Linked DNA regions of Homo sapiens: region 1 is linked to region 2. A link is a loop called in an ENCODE intact Hi-C map of the cell type or tissue named here. Cell type or tissue: PC-9. All regions are shown on one strand. Each heading gives the region's core, and the rest is flanking DNA. Links, peaks and the distances in the headings are about the cores only. Region 1 overlaps ZUP1 (zinc finger containing ubiquitin peptidase 1). Region 2 overlaps NT5DC1 (5'-nucleotidase domain containing 1).

Region 1 (9,223 bases), core at 4,224-9,223, 430 kb after region 2:
CCCAAGTGCATAAAATAGAGCCTTAGGAGTCACAAGAATCATATTTTAATAAACCACAATTATAAGGCCAATATGAGTTAGGTCTCCTTGGATTAAGTTAGGTTTTCTTACTATATGTTTACATTATTCATCGCTCACCTGACATTAAAAATTAAATATTATAAAATTAAACACTTTTGGAGGAGGAGGAGCCAAGATGGCCGAATAGGAACAGCTCCGGTCTACAGCTCCCAGCATGAGTGACGCAGAAGACGGGTGATTTCTGCATTTCCATCTGAGGTACCGGGTTCATCTCACTAGGGAGTGCCAGACAGTGGGCGCAGGACAGTGGGTGCAGCGCACCATGCGCCAGATGAAGCAGGGCGAGGCATTGCCTCACTCGGGAAGCGCAAGGGGTCAGGGAGTCCCCTTTCCTGGTCAAGGAAAGGGGTGACAGGCGGCACCTGGAACATCGGGCCACTCCCACCCGAATACTGCGCTTTTCCGACAGGCTTAGGAAACGGCGCACCAGGAGATTATATCCTGCACCTGGCTCGGAGGGTCCTACGCCCACGGAGTCTCCCTGATTGCTAGCACAGCAGTCTGAGATCAAACTGCAAGGCGGCAGCAAGGCTGCGGGAGGGGTGCCCGCCATTGCCCAGGCTCGCTTAGGTAAACAAAGCAGCCGGGAAGCTCGAACTGGGTGGAGCCCACCACAGCTCAAGGAGGCCTGCCTGCCTCTGTAGGCTCCACCTCTGGGGGCAGGGCACAGACAAACAAAAAGACAGCAGTAACCTCTGCAGACTTAAATGTCCCTGTCTGACAGCTTTGAGGAGAGCAGTGGTTCCCCCAGCACACAGCTGGAGATCTGAGAATGGGCAGACTGCCTCCTCAAGTGGGTCCCTGACCCCTGACCCCTGAGCAGCCTAACGGGGAGGCATCCCCCAGTAGGGGCAGACTGACACCTCACACGGCCGGGTACTCCTCTGAGACAAAACTTCCAGAGGAACGATCAGACAGCAGCATTCGCGGTTCACGAAAATCCGCTGTTCTGCAGCCACTGCTACTGATACCCAGGCAAACGGTCTGGAGTGGACCTCTAGCAAACTCCAACAGACCTGCAGCTGAGGGTCCTGTCTGTTAGAAGGAAAACTAACAAACAGAAAGGACATCCACACCAAAAACCCATCTGTACATCACCATCATCAAAGACCAACAGGAGATAAAACCACAAAGATGGGGAAAAAACAGAGCAGAAAAACTGGAAACTCTAAAAAGCAGAGTGCCTCTCCTCCTCCAAAGGAACGCAGTTCCTCACCAGCAACGGAACAAAGCTGGACGGAGAATGACTTTGACAAGTTGAGAGAAGAAGGCTTCAGACGATCAAACTACTCCGAGCTACAGGATGAAATTCAAACCACAGGCAAAGAAGTTAAAAACTTTGAAAAAAATTTAGACGAATGTATAACTAGAATAACCAATACAGAGAAGTGCTTAAAGGAGCTGATGGAGCTGAAAGCCAAGGCTCGAGAACTACGTGAAGAATGCAGAAGCCTCAGGAGCCAATGTGATCAGCTGGAAGAAAGGGTATCAGCGATGGAAGATGAAATGAATGAAATGAAGCGAGAAGGGAAGTTTAGAGAAAAAAGAATAGAAAGAAATGAACAAAGCCTCCAAGAAATATGGGACTATGTGAAAAGACCAAATCTACGTCTGATTGGTGTACCTGAAAGTGACGGGGAGAATGGAACCAAGTTGGAAAACACTCTGCAGGATATTATCCAGGAGAACTTCCCCAATCTAGCAAGGGAGGCCAACAGTCAGATTCAGGAAATACAGAGAATGCCACAAAGATACTCCTCGAGAAGAGCAACTCCAAGACACATAATTGTCAGATTTACCAAAGCTGAAATGAAGGAAAAAATGTTAAGGGCAGCCAGAAAGAAAGGTCGGGTTACCCACAAAGGGAAGCCCATCAGACTAACAGCGGATCTCTCAGCAGAAACTCTACAAGCCAGAAGAGAGTGGGGGCCAATATTCAACATTCTTAAAGAAAAGAATTTTCAACCCAGAATTTCATATCCAGCCAAACTAAGCTTCACAAGTGAAGGAGAAATAAAATACTTTACAGACAAGCAAATGCTGAGAGATTTTGTCACCACCAGGCCTGCCCTAAAAGAGATCCTGAAGGAAGCACTAAACATGGAAAGGCACAACCGGTACCAGCCACTGCAAAATCATGCCAAAATGTAAAGACCATCGAGACTAGGAAGAAACTGCATCAACTAACAAGCAAAATAACCAGCTAACATCATAATGACAGGATCAAATTCACACACAACAATATTAACTTTAAATGTAAATGGACTAAATGCTCCAATTAAAAGACACAGACTGGCAAATTGGATAAAGAGTCAAGACCCATCAGTGTGCTGTATTCAGGAAACCCATCTCACGTGCAGAGACACACATAGGCTCAAAATAAAAGGATGGAGGAAGATCTACCAAGCAAATGGAAAAGAAAAAAAGGCAGGGGTTGCAATCCTAGTCTCTGATAAAACAGACTTTAAATCAACAAAGATCAAAAGAGACAAAGGAGGCCATTACATAATGGTAAAGGGATCAATTCAACAAGAAGAGCTAACTATCCTAAATATATATGCACCCAATACAGGAGCACCCAGATTCATAAAGCAAGTCCTGAGTGACCTACAAAGAGACTTAGACTCCCACACAATAATAATGGGAGACTTTAACACCCCACTGTCAACATTAGACAGATCAACGAGACAGGAAGTTAACAAGAATACCCAGGAATTGAACTAAGCTCTGCACCAAGCGGACCTAATAGACATCTACAGAACTCTCCACCCCAAATCAGCAGAATATACTTTTTTTTCAGCACCACACCACACCTATTCCAAAATTGACCACATACTTGGAAGTAAAGCTCTCCTCAGCAAATGTAAAAGAACAGAAATTATAACAAACTGTCTCTCAGACCACAGTGCAAGCAAACTAGAACTCAGGATTAAGAAACTCACTCAAAACCACTCAACTACATGGAAACTGAACAACCTGCTCCTGAATGACTACTGGGTACATAACGAAATGAAGGCAGAAATAAAGATGCTCTTTGAAACCAACGAGAACAAAGACACAACATAACACAATCTCTGGGACACATTCAAAGCAGTGTGTAGAGGGAAATTTATAGCACTAAATGCCCACAAGAGAAAGCAGAAAAGATCCAAAATTGACACCCTAACATCACAATTAAAAGAACTAGAAAAGCAAGAGCAAACACATTCAAAAGCTAGCAGGAGGCAAGAAATAACTAAAATCAGAGCAGAACTGAAGGAAATAGAGACACAAAAAACCCTTCAAAAAATTAATGAATTCAGGAGCCGGTTTTTTGAAAGGATCAACAAAATTGATAGACCGCTAGCAAGACTAATAAAGAAAAAAAGAAGAATCAAACAGACGCAATAAAAAATGATAAAGGGGATATCACCACCGATCCCACAGAAATACAAACTACCATCAGAGAATACTACAAACACCTCTACGCAAATAAACTAGAAAATCTAGAAGAAATGGATAAATTCCTCGAAACATACATTCTCCCAAGACTAAATCAGGAAGAAGTTGAATCTCTGAATAGACCAATAACAGGATCTGAAATTGTGGCAATAATCAATAGCTTACCAACCAAAAAGAGTCCAGGACCAGATGGATTCACAGCCGAATTCTACCAGAGGTACAAGGAGGAACTGGTAACATTCCTTCTGAAACTATTCCGATCAATAGAAAAAGAGGGAATCCTCCCTAACTCATTTTATGAGGCCAGCATCATCCTGATACCAAAGCCTTGCAGAGACACAACCAAAAAAGAGAATTTTAGACCAATATCCTTGATGAACATTGATGCAAAAATCCTCAATAAAATACTGGCAAACTGAATCCAGCAGCACATCAAAAACCTTATCCACCATGATCAAGTGAGCTTCATCCCTGGGATGCAAGGCTGGTTCAATATACGCAAATCAATAAATGTAATCCAGAATATAAACAGAACCAAAGACAAAAACCACATGATTATCTCAATAGATGCAGAAAAGGCCTTTGCCAAAATTCAACAACACTTCATGCTAAAAACTCTCAATAAATTAGGTATTCATGGGACGTATCTCAAAATAATAAGAGCTATCTATGACAAACCCACAGCCAATATCATACTGAATGGGCAAAAACTGGAAGCATTCCCTTTGAAAACTGGCACAAGACAGGGATGCCCTCTCTCACCACTCCTATTCAACATAATGTTGGAAGTTCTGGCCAGGGCAATTAGGCAGGAGAAGGAAATAAAGGGTATTCAATTAGGAAAAGAGGAAGTCAAATTGTCCCTGTTTGCAGATGACATGATTGTACATCTAGAAAACCCCACTGTCTCAGCCCAAAATCTCCTTAAGTTGATAAGCAACTTCAGCAAAGTCTCAGGATACAAAATCAACGTACAAAAATCACAAGCATTCTTATACACCAATAACAGACAAACAGAGAGCCAAATCATGAGTGAACTCCCATTCACAATTGCTTCAAAGAGAATAAAATACTTAGGAATCCAACTTACAAGGGACGTGAAGGACCTCTTCAAGGAGAACTACAAACCACCGCTCAATGAAATAAAAGAGGATACAAACAAATGGAAGAACATTCTATGCTCATGGGTAGGAAGAATCAATATCGTGAAAATGGCCATACTGCCCAAGGTAATTTATAGATTCAATGCCATCCCCATCAAGCTACCAATGACTTTCTTCACAGAATTGGAAAAAACTACTTTAAAGTTCATATGGAACCAAAAAAGAGCCCGCATCGCCAAGTCAATCCTAAGCCAAAAGAACAAATCTGGAGGCATCACGCTACCTGACTTCAAACTATACTACAAGGTTACAGTAACCAAAACAGCATGGTACTGATACCAAAACAGAGATATAGATCAATGGAACAGATCAGAGCCCTCAGAAATAATGCCGCATATCTACAACTATCTGATCTTTGACAAACCTGAGAAAAACAAGCAATGGGGAAAGGATTTCCTATTTAATAAATGGTGCTGGGAAAACTGGCTGGCCATATGTAGAAAGCTGAAACTCGATCCCTTCCTTACACCTTATACAAAAATTAATTCATGATGGATTAAAGACTTACATGTTAGACATAAAACCATAAAAACCCTAGAAGAAAACCTAGGCATTACCATTCAGCACATAGGCATGGGCAAGGACTTCATGTCTAAAACACCAAAAGCATTGGCAACAAAAGCCAAAATTGACAAATGGGATCTAATTAAACTACAGAGCTTCTGCACAGCAAGAGAAACTACCATCAGAGTGAACAGGCAACCTACAAAATAGGAGAAAATTTTCACAACCTACTCATCTGACAAAGGGCTAATATCCAGAATCTACAATGAACTCAAACAAATTTACAAGAAAAAAACAAACAACCCCATGAAAAAGTGGGCAAACGATATGAACAGACACTTCTCAAAAGAAGACATTTATGCAGCCAAAAGACTCATGAAAAAATGCTCATCATCACTGGCCATCAGAGAAATGCAAATCAAAACCACAATGAGATACCATCTCACACCAGTTAGAATGTCAATCATTAAAAAGTCAGGAAACAACAGGTGCTGGAGAGGATGTGGAGAAATAGGAACACTTTTACACTATTGGTGGGACTATAAACTAGTTCAACCATTGTGGAAGTCAGTGTGGTGATTCCTCAGGGATCTAGAACTAGAAATACCATTTGACCCAGCCATCCTATTACTGGGTATATACCCAAAGGACTATAAATCATGCTGCTATAAAGACACATGCACACGTATGTTTATTGCTGCACTATTCACAATAGCAAAGACTTGGAACCAACCCAAATGTCCAACAGTGATAGACTGGATTAAGAAAATGTGGCACATATATACCATGGAATACTATGCAGCCATAAAAAATGATGAGTTCATGTCCTTTGTAGGGACATGGATGAAATTGGAAATCATCATTCTCAGTAAACTATCGCAAGAACAAAACACCAAACACCGCATGTTCTCACTCATAGATGGGAATTGAACAATGAGAACACATGGACACAGGAAGGGGAACATCACACTCTGGGGACTGTTGTGGGGTGGGGGGAGTGGGGAGGGATAGCATTAGGAAATATACCTAATGCTAAATGACGATTTAATGGGTGTAGCACACCATCATGGCACATGTATACATATGTAACTAACCTGCACATTGTGCACATGTACCCTAAAACTTAAAGTATGATAATAATAATAATAATAAATAATAAAAAAAGAAGAAGAAGAAGAAGAAAGAGGAGGAGGAGGTGAAAAGAAAAAATCAGCTCATGAATGATATCAAGACAGGAAACGGGCATTTAATGACTACTGTTTTGCAAGGGATTCAGACACTCCTACAAGGCTAAATTGTAAGGTTGATGAAAACATCATTTAAGATGTAGCCTATCATAATTATTTGTACAAAAGTACTTTTGAAAGCTTTATTAAGTTTTAATTAACATACAGTAAACTGCACATATTTAAAATGCAAAAAAATTAAATTAAATTAAATTAAATTAAACACTTTTATGAAGCTCTAAGTATAAAAAGTCATTAAAGTACCATTTCAAATATAAATATGTTCATTCCAGAAATTAAAAACATATAAAACCAAATGGCTTTTCCAAGTTAATGAAACAGAATAAGGTGCTAAGGAATACAAAGTGGGCTAGGCACGGTGGCTCACGCCTGTAATCCCAACACTTTGGGAGGCTGAGGTGGGCAGATCGCTTGAGCCTAGGAGTTTGAGACCAGCCTGGGCACCATGGTGAAACCCCGTCTCTACAAAAAATACAAAAATTAGCCAGGTGTGGTGGCATGTGCCTGTAGTCCCAGCTACTTGGGAGGCTGAGGCAGGAGGATCGCTTGAGCCTGGGAGGTCAAGGCTGTAGTGAGTCATGATTGCATGCCACTGCACTCAGGCCTGGTCAACAGAGTGAGACCCTGTCTCCAAAAAAAAAAAAAAAAAAGAAAAAGAATAGAAAAAAAAGAAAAAAGTGATAACACTGATTTTAAACTAAAAGTTTTAAACTTTTAAGTTCATCTCATTCAAACTTCACATATAAATATTTAGATACTTACAAGTTTCTCCTCTAGAGAAAGAGCACCCTCTACTGCCAATATCTGGTATTGCTTATGTTTTAAATTTCCCATAGATTTCCGAAGTTGCTTGAGACTGCTAGCCTCTATGTCTTGCTTTAATAATTTCTGCATTTCTCGAGAAGGACATCCAGGATCAAGTATTAGTAAGCATAATGTTCGGTTTTTTTTCTCTTCAATTCCAATAACAGTTCGACTGTGACCTATCAAAAGATTTTTAAGTTATACATACGTCACATCTATTTACAGTTATACAAATAGTCTCTGTATGTATGTTGTGTGATCATATGTGTGTTTAGAATATAAATACAGTCAGACTCTGACACATATGTATCTAAGTTCTCCTAAGACGTAAGAGTTTAGTTCTACTTCAGTTTTTTCATTTAACTTTAGTTTTCTAAAGGCTTCATTACCAAAAAAAACATTTTTATTCTGCCAAATATTTTACTTTTCCTTTCCCAATCCTTTGATCCTTCTTATTCAAATTATCTCAAATGAAAGAACAAAAACTGTTCTAGAACAAAACTCTCATGATTCCAAAAGGTAAACAAAAGTAAACCCATAAATGCTAGAATATCAGTGGAGGGAGCTTAATCTCTTATAGTTTATATTCCTAAACAATGAAATTCCTAACATTTACTTCTGTTTATTCCTGTCAATCCAAACCATCATTCATAATTTACCAAGTATCTATGTGCCGGGTACTACTCCAAGCACGAAGGTATATAACAGCAAACAAAACAGACAAACGTGCCTGTGTTCTTGGAACTTATATTCTAATAGGAAGAGATACTCTATAAATGAGGTAAATAAGTGAAGAAAATGCCAGCGGTGGGATGCTGGGATGAGTTGTACGTGTTTTTGACACAGCCTCACTCCGCCGCCCAGGCTGGAGTGCAGTGGCAGAATCATGGCTCACTATAGCCCCCAACTCCAAGGCTCAAGTGACCCTCCCACCTCAGCCTCCTGAGTAGCTAGGACTACAGGCATGTGCCACCACACCTGGCTAATTTTCTTATGTTTTTGTAGAGACAGGGTCTCACTATGTCACTCAGGCTGGTCTCAAACTGCTGGGCTCAAGCAATCCTCCTGCTTTGGCCTCTGAAAGTGCTAGGATTACAGGCATGAGTTACCATGCCTGGCCTTGAGTTCTACTTTTAAGGTAAGGTAAGGTCAGGGAAGGCCTCACTCAAGTGACATGTGGGTAAAGACCCAAGAAGGTAAGGGATGAACAATGAAGGACAAGTGAACTAAACACAGAAAACAAGAAGTGCAAAAGGTCCTGAAGATGTCAGGAATATCAGTCTTAATTACCCAATGAAGTATTGTAGAAATATCAATCTTAATTACCTAAGAAAGTATTGTACTGTCAAAGGAGCTCTGAAAAATTAAACAGATTAATGTCATAATACTCCCTGCTATTATCAGACCAGCCTGGCCAACATGGTGAAACCCCGTTTCTACTAAAAATACAAAAATTAGCCAGGTATGGTGGCAGGCGCCTGTAATCCCAGCTACTCAGGAGGCTGAGGCAGGAGAATCACTTGAACCTGGAAGGTGGAGGTTGCAGCGAGCCAAGATTGCACCACTGCACTCCAGCCTGAGCAACAGAGTGAGATTCTGTCTAAAAAAACAAACAAACAAACAAAAAACCTTAACCTGTCTGAAAGCAACAATTTGTTATCTTATAAACAACATTGTCAAATATGAGTTATATTAATACTAACCTTGATGCTGAAGATAGATAGGAGGTTTAGATGTACACACTACCTTTGGACTCCCTTCTCCCTCTGAAGAATAATAGTTCAATATCCATTCAAATAAGCGAGGGTGTGTACCCAAAGGACCAGTTGATTTGTGAAAATCAACAATATGACACCTATTAAAAATTGACAAAATGCACATTTAAAGGGCATTTTAAAATATTTTCATCGATGGAGTTATCAAATACAACAAATTCTTAGTTTAGAACTAACTGTTTCTAGCCATTACTTTCCTATAAAAGAA
Region 2 (10,185 bases), core at 2,231-7,230:
GCTTTCTTCTCCATAATTTAATGAGATTTTATAGGTGAAGAAATTAAGAATTAAAATTTTTAAGTAAATTTCTCAAAAATCCTGATACTGTAAGTGGCAAACCACTTACAAACTTAGGATTCAAACTTAGGCCATTTGACTCCAAAGTGTGTGCTTTTTCTACTTTACATGCAAGAGTATTGCTCTCAAGGCTCAGAAATGAAAGTGAATGTCAAATAGTACACTGAAAAAACATAAAACAGTTCATCAGGTCTTTATTCTCATATATATCCTTCTTATAAAGGAAATAAAAATAAATTCTATTTTACTTAAAAAGATTTTTACTTAAAATGTTTTTAAACACAGACACAGATTTGAGCATTTTTATCAGATAACGTTAAATATGCATAATCTGGTTTTGCACTTCTAGCCGAAATAGTGAGGACCATGTTCTGCTAGGAGAAAAAAGGCTTTCAAAAAGCTGTCTGGTTTTATAGGGGTATTCTACTGAAGTAATTCTCAAAGTGTGGTTCTTGGACTGTCAGTTGACCTGAGAAATTGTTAGAAATGCACATCTTCAGGCCCCACCCCAAACCTACTGAATCAGAAACTCTAGGAGTATTTTTGAAAGCATTCTGGATAATTCTAATTTACCTTCATTTTGAGACCCACTACTCTACCAAAAGTCTGTTTTTGAAATATCATATTCAAAATGCAAAGACATTTTAGAGGAGGAGAAACACTGTGGAAATGGGTGTTCATTGTGGCTAAAGAGTTATCTGTGTTGTGCACATGTACCCTAAAACTTAAAGTATAATAAAAAAAAAAAGAGTTATCTGGCTGGACATCACCATGGAGGCATAGACTCAAGCAACTCTAAGATTAAACGGTCCTTTGAAGCTGCCTGTTTCACAGGTTTGTAAATGTCTGATTGGCCAGTGTGTATCTCTGGGGCTCCACCAGAGGTCTCTAGGGTGGGGGGCATAGGAATTGTTAACATCATCATTCTCTGGACACACTTTCTTGTGAAAAGTGTCATCCAGAATAGAACCCAGTTATCAAGGTTTAGTCTGAAAATGATTAAAAGAGTGGAAATTATTGCTTTCCTGGTTCTGAACATTGTACTGATATTAATGTAGCTCTACAATCTAATCACCTAATTGGATAATACGGAGCACATGAAGATAAGATGCCTAGGGTTATAAAGGAGGACACATGCTTCTTACCCAGCTTTCTGGAGCAGAAATATTTTTCCAGAAACATGATATCAAAAGTACATAGTAGTAACTAAATAAATTGCAAAACATGGTCTCCAAACTTTTTATTTTACTTTGTCTATACTGTGGAGCCTAAGCTGACTGTAAGCTCTATATTTTGAAGTTGCTGACAAACAACAGCTCCTCCAATGTTATGCCTGTATGGCTGAGCTTTCAACCTGGTAAGATTTCATCTCTCCCTATGAAATTGTACCTCACTGAGTCACCTTGTCGACTTTACAGCCTGTCCAGATATTATTGTATGTGATTCTGTCATCAGATCCATCTGCTGACCCTCCCAGCTGTCAGCGTCCTCATTAAAGGATTTGTTATATTTTGAATAAAACCAGGCAGACCTTCAAAAACCTCTCTCCACATTTACGTTGTCTGTCCAGTAACCATGTCGGAAAGAGGAAACTAGGTTCTTTTAGAATGATTCATTCTGATATCATAGGAGAAAAAATAGGTTGTAAACTGATGGCAACAGGGGAGTTGACTAGGCCAAGTGCAGACAATATGGCGTGGTGGGATTGTGGGTAAACTATTACAATACATATGTAATACTGTCCAAGGACATTAACATCCAAAAATTTTAAAATACTGCCGACCCAAAATCATATTTATAGACTGTATTCAGCACAGAGTCAGGCAGTTTGATGGCTTTGGAGAGATAAAGGAGTCTGTTTGGCTTGTCTATACTCATTTAAACTGTTCGAATAATTTTTCTTTCAAAGAATTCCATAATATACACTTTTTCCAGGAATCCTCCTTTCAAAGGAGGAATGAAATCCATCATTCTGTATTCACAATACTTAACTAAATCTAGAGTACCATGCTTAATTGGTATAGTGTAAGAGTAAACACTTTAAAGATCATCAACCACAATGACATTTAAGATAATTGGCAACAGTTATTATTTGTTGATTACCTAACATGTACAAGGCTATATGTTAGGTAATAAAGATACTATAAAATTCAAAAGTCCCTGCCCTCTGAGAGCCTGTGATTTCCAATGAAGCAGGCAAAATACACAGAAAATAATAGTAAGAATTCTGGTTTTTATATTTTATATTTTATATTTTAGGTCAACAAGTCTTAATCCTGGTAGCACATTAGGACTACCTGGGAAGCTTTAAAAAAAAAAATACCAATGTTGTGGCCCTACCCCAAAACAATTAAATCAGAATTTTTGGAGTAGGGCCGGGATATGCAAATTAAATTACAGATCTGGAAATCAGATACTGTTAAAATGTAAATTTTGTATATTATGTTTTTCTCTCATATTCTGTACTTCATTTCCCAGCTTTTATTTGAGAGACTTTCCAAGTATTATGTTTAGCATATAGATTTTCACTTTACACAATCTAGATATTCTAGATTTATTTATTTAATTATAAAATATTAGATATAAACCATATATTTTGTTATATAAACAGCAAATCTGTTTTAATACATTTTAATTTTATTTTTTGCCACCTATAAATAAACAAAATAAATTTATCTCTTTTATCCTCCAACAAATATTTCAGTGTCTCTTAGCAAAGAAGTTTCTTCTTTTAAGAAAATTAATTATATCATCTCTACAGCAAGTACATTTAAACAGTTCATCGCTAGGCATTTTAGCTGTTCACTAGCGTGCTCTTATATAACTTGTAAAGGTTGTAAATATTTAAATCTCTTCTAAATTATATTCTGCAATGGAAACAACAGACCTTATTTGGAGGCTGACCATGGAAGTGTTAGCATCCTGGCATCTCTAGTCCCCTCGGACAGCAGCTTTGAAAATTCTGGCCAAAAATCATGCAAACAGTAGTGATACAGTTAACAAGAAAAAGCTTATTCAGTGATGATAGAAATAGTGATGTGGCACAATTGTCTGTTAAACTGAAAAAAACTGTTTTTAATATTCAGGTTGTACTATACTTTTTTACCACGAGAGGTCCCTATATCCTGTTTGGTGTATTCAGGCCATTTGATGTGCATATCAGACTGTTGCAACACTTTGGTATTATTTCTGTCACTCTACATTAACCAGTTTTTTTAACATAGGAGAGCTAAACTTTTATTCCTTAGAATCAGCTTATTAAAAGAATTTCCTTTAAATCTCATCTGGACCTAGAAAATATCAGCATCAAAGGATATAAGAGTGGTGGAAAAACCAGGAAAATAAGTTACATAAAGTGGCAGTGAAATAGAATTCCTTTGGAGGTTAAGTGAAAACACAGGCTTCTTTGTGAGTTAAGAACAAACAATACCACTCCTTTCCATCTTAGGTCTAAATTCCATTTTGTTCAATCAGTGTTAATTAGTATCATAATTAAACATGACTTTTTTCATAGGCTGCCTTAATCATACATGAATAATATTATTTTTATCACTTCAGTTTGGCTATATGGTACTAATCATACTCTTGCCTTGAATGTAAGGAAACATAAATGTTCCTGTGTCTGCTCCTGCACTAATTTAGGTATTCATATGTTGAATACTTGCTCCATGCCAAGCAGAAAGATATATTTCTTGCCTTTAGAAGTTTATAGTTTCTTTGGGGGATATAATTTAATAGACAATTATAATCCATTGTAGTATGTTTAACATAACTCTTCATTTGATTTAATACCTTGACTTATTTCAATAAAAAGATGTTTCTATTTGTATAATTATGTCTCCTATTCCTTTAATAATTGGAGGTTACAAGGGGGCAAAAATATTTTCTCCATGACAGTGATCTTTTGTAGTAAGAGCAACTCATAATCTACCATTGGGTATGTGTTTGTACAGGGCTTGTCTTTTTTAGTTTGTTCATTTCAGTCTGGCTTATGAACAAAACAAGGACATCTCTGTTATGACTTCAGAGAATAATTTTATCTGATTAAATTATTATATTGGTACTCTTTTGAATCAGACATTATTAATTGAGATACTAATGCAATTAACCTAGGTAAGAAATTTAAAATATTGTATTTAAATGCGTATGCCTTGTATTTTTATTCCTTTGGAAATGTTAACAGTAGCTTTTTAATGGTAATTTATATTTTGATCACTAGATGGCACTAAGCACATATAGCTAAGAAAAAATAATTTTTTCTCAAGTTTTCTGAAAGCAAGTCTATGTTTTCAGCATTACACACTATAAATTTTTTTCTTACGTAGCCCATAAAATTCTTCTTGCTACAAAAGCTTTGTTTTTCTAAGTGAAATAATCTCACATCTGACTCCCTTAGGTATAGTAAGTTACGAGAGAGACACAGCCTCTGAAATTAGCAGTCATCCACTCATCAAACTTCTCTATTCTTAGCCATTTAGATTTATTATTATCATCTGTTTCTTAAACTGACCTTTTCTTACTAGTACTTCCTCTTCCCTGGGAAACAGAGAATATATTTTAATTTTTTTAAAGGGCTATTATATAGCCTCTGGCATGTTAAAAATAGATCCTAGAGATTCACACACAGAAGTTCCTGTAGGGCAAAATATAAAAAGAGCAAAAACTTTGTTTTTGTTTTTGGTCTTCTAAATATTATTCTCATATTGCAAAATATTATTTCTTTTGTTAGTTTTGGTCTGGTTATGATATTCATGCAATATATTTTCTGAATCATGATGCTTTAAGTTGCAAATAATAAATAACCTTAATGTTTAAGCTATTACTAAATTGAGTTATTTTACACAACCAGAGGTTGTCCAGAAGTTGAATGGTACTTCCAGTGGTGGTTAGAGTTAGTCAGTGACTTAATCAGAAATCCAGTGGTGGCCAGGCACAGTGGCTCATGCCTGTAATCACAGCACTTTCAGAGGCCCGAGGTGGGAGGATCACTTGAGCCCAGGAGTTTAAGGCTGCAGTAAGTCATGATCGTGCCACACTGCACTCCAGTCTGGCCAACAGAGCGAGACCCTGTCTCAAAAACAGAAACAAAAGCAGAAACCCAGTGATGTCATCAGGGACCCAGGTTTGTTTCCTTTCATATGTCCACTCCGCCATCTCTGGTATATCAGACTCGTGCTTTGTGTTGATGATAACCGCTGCAGTTCTACATAGAATTTATAATCATGGGAAAGTCCAGTAGTAGAAGAGGGGATATTCCCCCCTTTATAGGTTTATTTTTATCAGTGGTATACATTACTTCAGGATCCTGCAGCAAAGTTCTCCTCAGGTCTCATTTGCCATGCCTGGGTCCCCAGCACTTCCTAAACAATTCAATGACAGGAGGAGGGAATAACTGTGATAGGTGTAGACTGATAGAGACCCTTGCCCTTCCTAGCATCACAGACCCCCTCAGAGGAAGATGAAACCCGAAACAATATCAGAGCACTCCCCAGCAAAGAGGGAGATGGATGTGGGGAGGCAGACCACAATATTTGCTACCGTTTTTTGTTTTTATTTGTTCGTTTTTGTTTCACTTAAAGACTCTTCTTCCTGGCCAGGCATGGTGGCTCATGCCTGTAATCCCAGCACTTTGGGAGGCAGAGTGGGCGGATTGTGAGGTCAAGAGATCAAGACCATTAGACCATTCTGGCAAACATGGTGAAACCCCGTCTCTACTAAAAATACAGAAGTTAGCTGGGCGTGGTGGCACACGCCTGTAGTCCCAGCTACTAGGGAGGCTAAGGCAGGAGAATCACTTGAACCCGGGAGGCGGAGGTTGCAGTTAGCCAGAGATCATGCCACTGCACTCCAGCTTGGTGACAGAGTGAGACTCTGTCTCAAAAAAAAAAAAAAAAAAAAAAACAACTCTTCTTCCTGATGTCCTGATATTCTTGAAATATAACTGCCAAGTATTTCAAGTGTTTCACACTGGAGAGAGTCACGGATGTATCCCATATCTAGCTATTGCAGACTCTATCATTCAGTACAAGCTGTTTAACCTTTTTTTTTTTTTTTTTTTTTTTGTCTATGCATGTGTCCTTTTCCTAACAATTAGAGAAAGTAAAATCTTGAATCCTTTTTATCTGCTTACTAGTTCTATCATGCTCTGAGAACAGTATGTGTTATGAATCTAGTAACATTTCAACTAAATCTGCAATTGCCTGCTAAGTACCCACAACTTTAAAGGCATTGGGTCAAGCACTATGGGTAAGTCTGGTCAGGACATCTGGAAACACTGCCACCATCTGCCCTGGAGCTCAGCCAGACCCCGTGGCCACTCTAAAGGGGCAGAGCAAGCAACCCCGCTTCAGTGATGCGAGTCATTCATTGTTCCCTGTCAAATACAGTGCCTTTTGGCCTGTTCTGGCCTATTTTGCACCGATTTTTCCATTTTGATATCTCAGCACTTCTCAGAGGCTATAGAATGGCTCCCCTAGTATAGATTCCATCTGAAATAGCAAACTGTGACTCTGAGGAACTCATCGCCCTTCTTGGCTATTTATGCAAAAGATGTGATCCTGGTGCAATATCTGAGTGTTGATTTGTTTCTTGTCTGTATTCAGCAAATATTCATTGAATAATTAAAAGAGTATTTGTAACAATTGATATTTCAAATGTAAGGTTTTCTCTTACAGCATTTGAAAATGCTGATCATATTGTGTTTCTTGTGTTACCTGTTTTAACAGTTTATCAGTTCTTGTCAAATAGCCAGCGAATATTATCAACTAACATTTTCAAACAATATTGTGTTTTCAAGTAAAGAACTATTCTTAAAAAGCAAGTAGTATTGGCATAATTGCTAGGTCGGTCAAACCTTGTTCTTATCCTTTTAGTTTTATCTATAGATTTGAAAGAGATTAACTTGTTAGAGAATATATTTAGTCAAAAAATGTTTAAAAAGAAAAACCTCATTGATATTTTTATTTTTCAGAAAACTGTGGAATATATTTTCCAGAAATAAAAAGAGATCCAGGCAGATATTTACATAGTTGTCCTGAATCTGTGAAAAAATGGCTTCGACAGCTAAAGAATGCTGGGAAAATTCTTCTGTTAATTACCAGTTCTCACAGTGATTACTGTAGACTTCTCTGCGAATATATTCTTGGGTGAGTGATGAGTCATTCAGTTTTCATTGTCTTATGAAATACAGATAGCAAATTAGACCAGGGCTTTTTTAAAAGTGTCAGCCATGACCATATCATTATTTTAAACAATGCTGAGTGACAAGTTGATTTTTTTTCTCATGACATACCTCAATCTCTGCTGACAGCAGCCCAACCAAGTACATTTTAGCAAAGCAGTGTTATTGGGGACCAGTATGCTCATAGCTCACCGAATGTCCAGGTTTTAGGTTTTCTAGAAGGTGGTAAACTGTATATCCTTCAGTTTTCCATGAATTTGGTTTCTCATCTTTGGACGATGATTGAGGGACTCTGAGTTGTAGGTTATACTCCTCCACAGATACCTGGAGTACAGCCACTCTTTAGTCATTTCCGTGCGGAGCCATGTATTTTACTGTTTAACACAGCCATGATGGGATTGAATTCATGAGAATGAAGGCAGTATAATTGCATAGACTTTAAAGTAAGACAGACTTGATTTCAAGCCCCGCTCTGCAGTTTACTGTATTACCTGGGGCAGGTTTTATAACCTCTTTAAGCTTCAATTTTGCCGTCATAAAAATGGTACAGTAATTCCTTGTGGGTATGAGGGGATATTTAAATAGCATAATACAGGTAGAGAATTAGACAGGAATAGTTGATAGACTTCAGTGTGTAAATACTTATTCTTGTGGGAAATACCAGGAAATGTCTATGGTCAAAGCGAGATTCTACCTGAGTCATTAGGTCTCCCCTAATGTTTCCTCAAATTCCATCAAATACCGAATTGCCATGAGTATGGAGCAAGTTTGAGCCTTAAAACCTACCTTCACCAGCCCTTTTAGCATCATGATTTCCATGTTCCTTAGCATGTGTGGCTTTAGTTTCTTCTATGGTATGCTTAGAATCTGTGAGTAGAATTCCTGCTTTCTGAATAATATACAGGCTGATACATAATAATGCATCTTTTGGGTGAATTAAGGCTAAAGTCCTGGATGTCTTAGAAGGTGCCTCTCATAGAGACATTTGCTATCCTAGTAGTGGGCCCATGCTTTAAAATGAACAATCTGGATTTTAATTCCTTTTTTATTAGCATAGATAACCATAGTCTTTCTTCATCTTAATTTCTATGTATTGCTGTTTGGATTTGTAAAAGTATTCTAGAATGTTGGGTAAATACTGTTTCCCCCATTGTAATAGTGAGTCCTTCAGGAGAAGGGCTACCTTGCCTTTGCCATCAAAAGTAATCCTTAATATAATGCTAACTACAGATTTAAAATCATTAATTATTGTCATACAAAAGTTACCACATTATAAGACTACACTGATTGTCAAATAAAGTGTCTTCTTCACATTTGAAGCACTCTCTGAAAGATGACCATGACTTGCTATAATGCTGCTTTCTGTGGGACCCATGTAACACACAAAATTGTTAACTCTTCAAGCTAACAAAGCCAGCCAATTTCAGGCCCCCAAATTTGAAGATAGATTTTCCAAATATTTCCAGCTGTTAGAAACTATTGAGTTCACTACCAAAGCCAGCTTGGTACCTAGAGTCTATGTGCTACTCTCTTTTTTTTCCTGATTATGTTTATACTTCAAAGAGTTGTCAGGAAGACTAGTACTCACCCACCTTCTATTTCCAGTGGAATGTTCACCTTAAAGTGTGTGAGAAAAATATAAAGCATGTAAAAGTTAGTCAAAAGATGAATGATGCTGTGGTAAAATAGATAAGCAAAGATCAAGTTCTGTTTTATATGGACCTTTTCTAATTCTTAAAATAAACTTATGAAAAATTGTGTTGCTTTTAGGAATGATTTTACAGACCTTTTTGACATTGTGATTACAAATGCATTGAAGCCTGGTTTCTTCTCCCACTTACCAAGTCAGAGACCTTTCCGGACACTCGGTAAGTTACATTTGGTTTCTTTCTTTTCCTGTATACAGTTGGCTAACAACCTTGTGCAGAACACTGTGTTGCATGCAATGCCATGTCTTCTTTCCTCTCATGGGGAAGAAAAAAGATAATAAACCTATGTTTGTATTAAATTTTATGCTACCGCTTTATATCACAATTATTTCTTTGCATGTCAGTCTCTCCCCAACTTTAAAAATGAAGGGCATGAACTTCACCTTAGTTTTTAGGGCCTAAATAAATGCCTCGATAAATATTTGAAGGATGGATTACTTGTGATAAATCAGTCAAGTTATCTTCTAGAACAAAAGCGCCTGTGGAACACATGAGGATCATAACAAATGAAACATTCCTCTCTCTGGGGAACAGGCAAGGCCTTCCTGAAAGGTTATTTAGAATTGTCATTCATGTAGAAGAGACTGATAGGGAGAGAGGTGGAATGAAAGGGATTTGCAGATGAAAAAGAATGATAGTAGAGTGAGGTACTCATAGTAGGTGTTCTTGAAAGCTTCTTGAATAAATACATAAATGAATAAAAAGAAGAGCCTGATCCGGAATAGAGAAGTTATAGTTTTTGGGGAGTGAAAGACAGTGTTTTGATATCTGTTGTGTCTTTTATTTCTATTTAAGTAGTTTCAAATAAGCTCAATGATATATTAACATTTGAGGACCATTCAGAAGTTCTCTTAGGAGATGAACATCTAAAATAAATCCAGGATGGTTGGAAATTGAAACACACTTAATGGTTGCAAATGCACATAAATGTATAAAAGATTATTAACAAATAAAATTTATAGATCTACCTAGAAATCTAGCTGTATTTTAAACAGAATGATAAAATTAACATACATGCATATTATATGCAAAATATATATAAGTGTCCACCATAATATATGATTTATAATTTTACTTTTGATTCATATGCTTGGCATTATATAACAACCTGGGCCAGGTTGGACTGATATTTAATATACATTTCTCTACTTTCCCATGGCCACACACTATCCTGCTTTGAAATAAAATTTAAAATTTCCCAAAAAAGTGTTCATGTGAGTCAGATGGATTTAATAC

The links. A loop is a pair of places that touch in the nucleus more often than their neighbours do. Peaks named below come from ENCODE experiments on the same cell type or tissue, not always from the same donor. Only the 100,000 strongest peaks of a DNase experiment are listed, where the experiment ranks them.
Region 1: a loop joins it to region 2, with 5 times the contacts of the local background. A loop is called at or near these places in 10 of 110 quality-filtered maps.

Annotation. Positions count from the first base shown.
Region 1 is chr6:116,638,516-116,647,738 of GRCh38, forward strand. ZUP1 (zinc finger containing ubiquitin peptidase 1) reads right to left here. Exons shown (of 10, transcript NM_145062.3): 8 at 8,944-9,095; 9 at 7,199-7,419. Among named protein-coding and RNA genes, the nearest start is that of ZUP1, 26 kb to the right of the region's middle. In PC-9, for the core only: CTCF peaks have their summits at 7,204 (motif pointing left) and 7,409; a DNase peak (open chromatin) is centred at 7,246.
Region 2 is chr6:116,214,024-116,224,208 of GRCh38, forward strand. NT5DC1 (5'-nucleotidase domain containing 1) reads left to right here. Exons shown (of 12, transcript NM_152729.3): 7 at 7,031-7,205; 8 at 9,011-9,108. It also overlaps a transcript of COL10A1 not described here. Among named protein-coding and RNA genes, the nearest start is that of TSPYL4, 35 kb to the right of the region's middle. In PC-9, for the core only: CTCF peaks have their summits at 3,184 (motif pointing right), 3,384, 4,288 (motif pointing right) and 4,491; a DNase peak (open chromatin) is centred at 3,168; H3K27ac peaks cover 538 bases.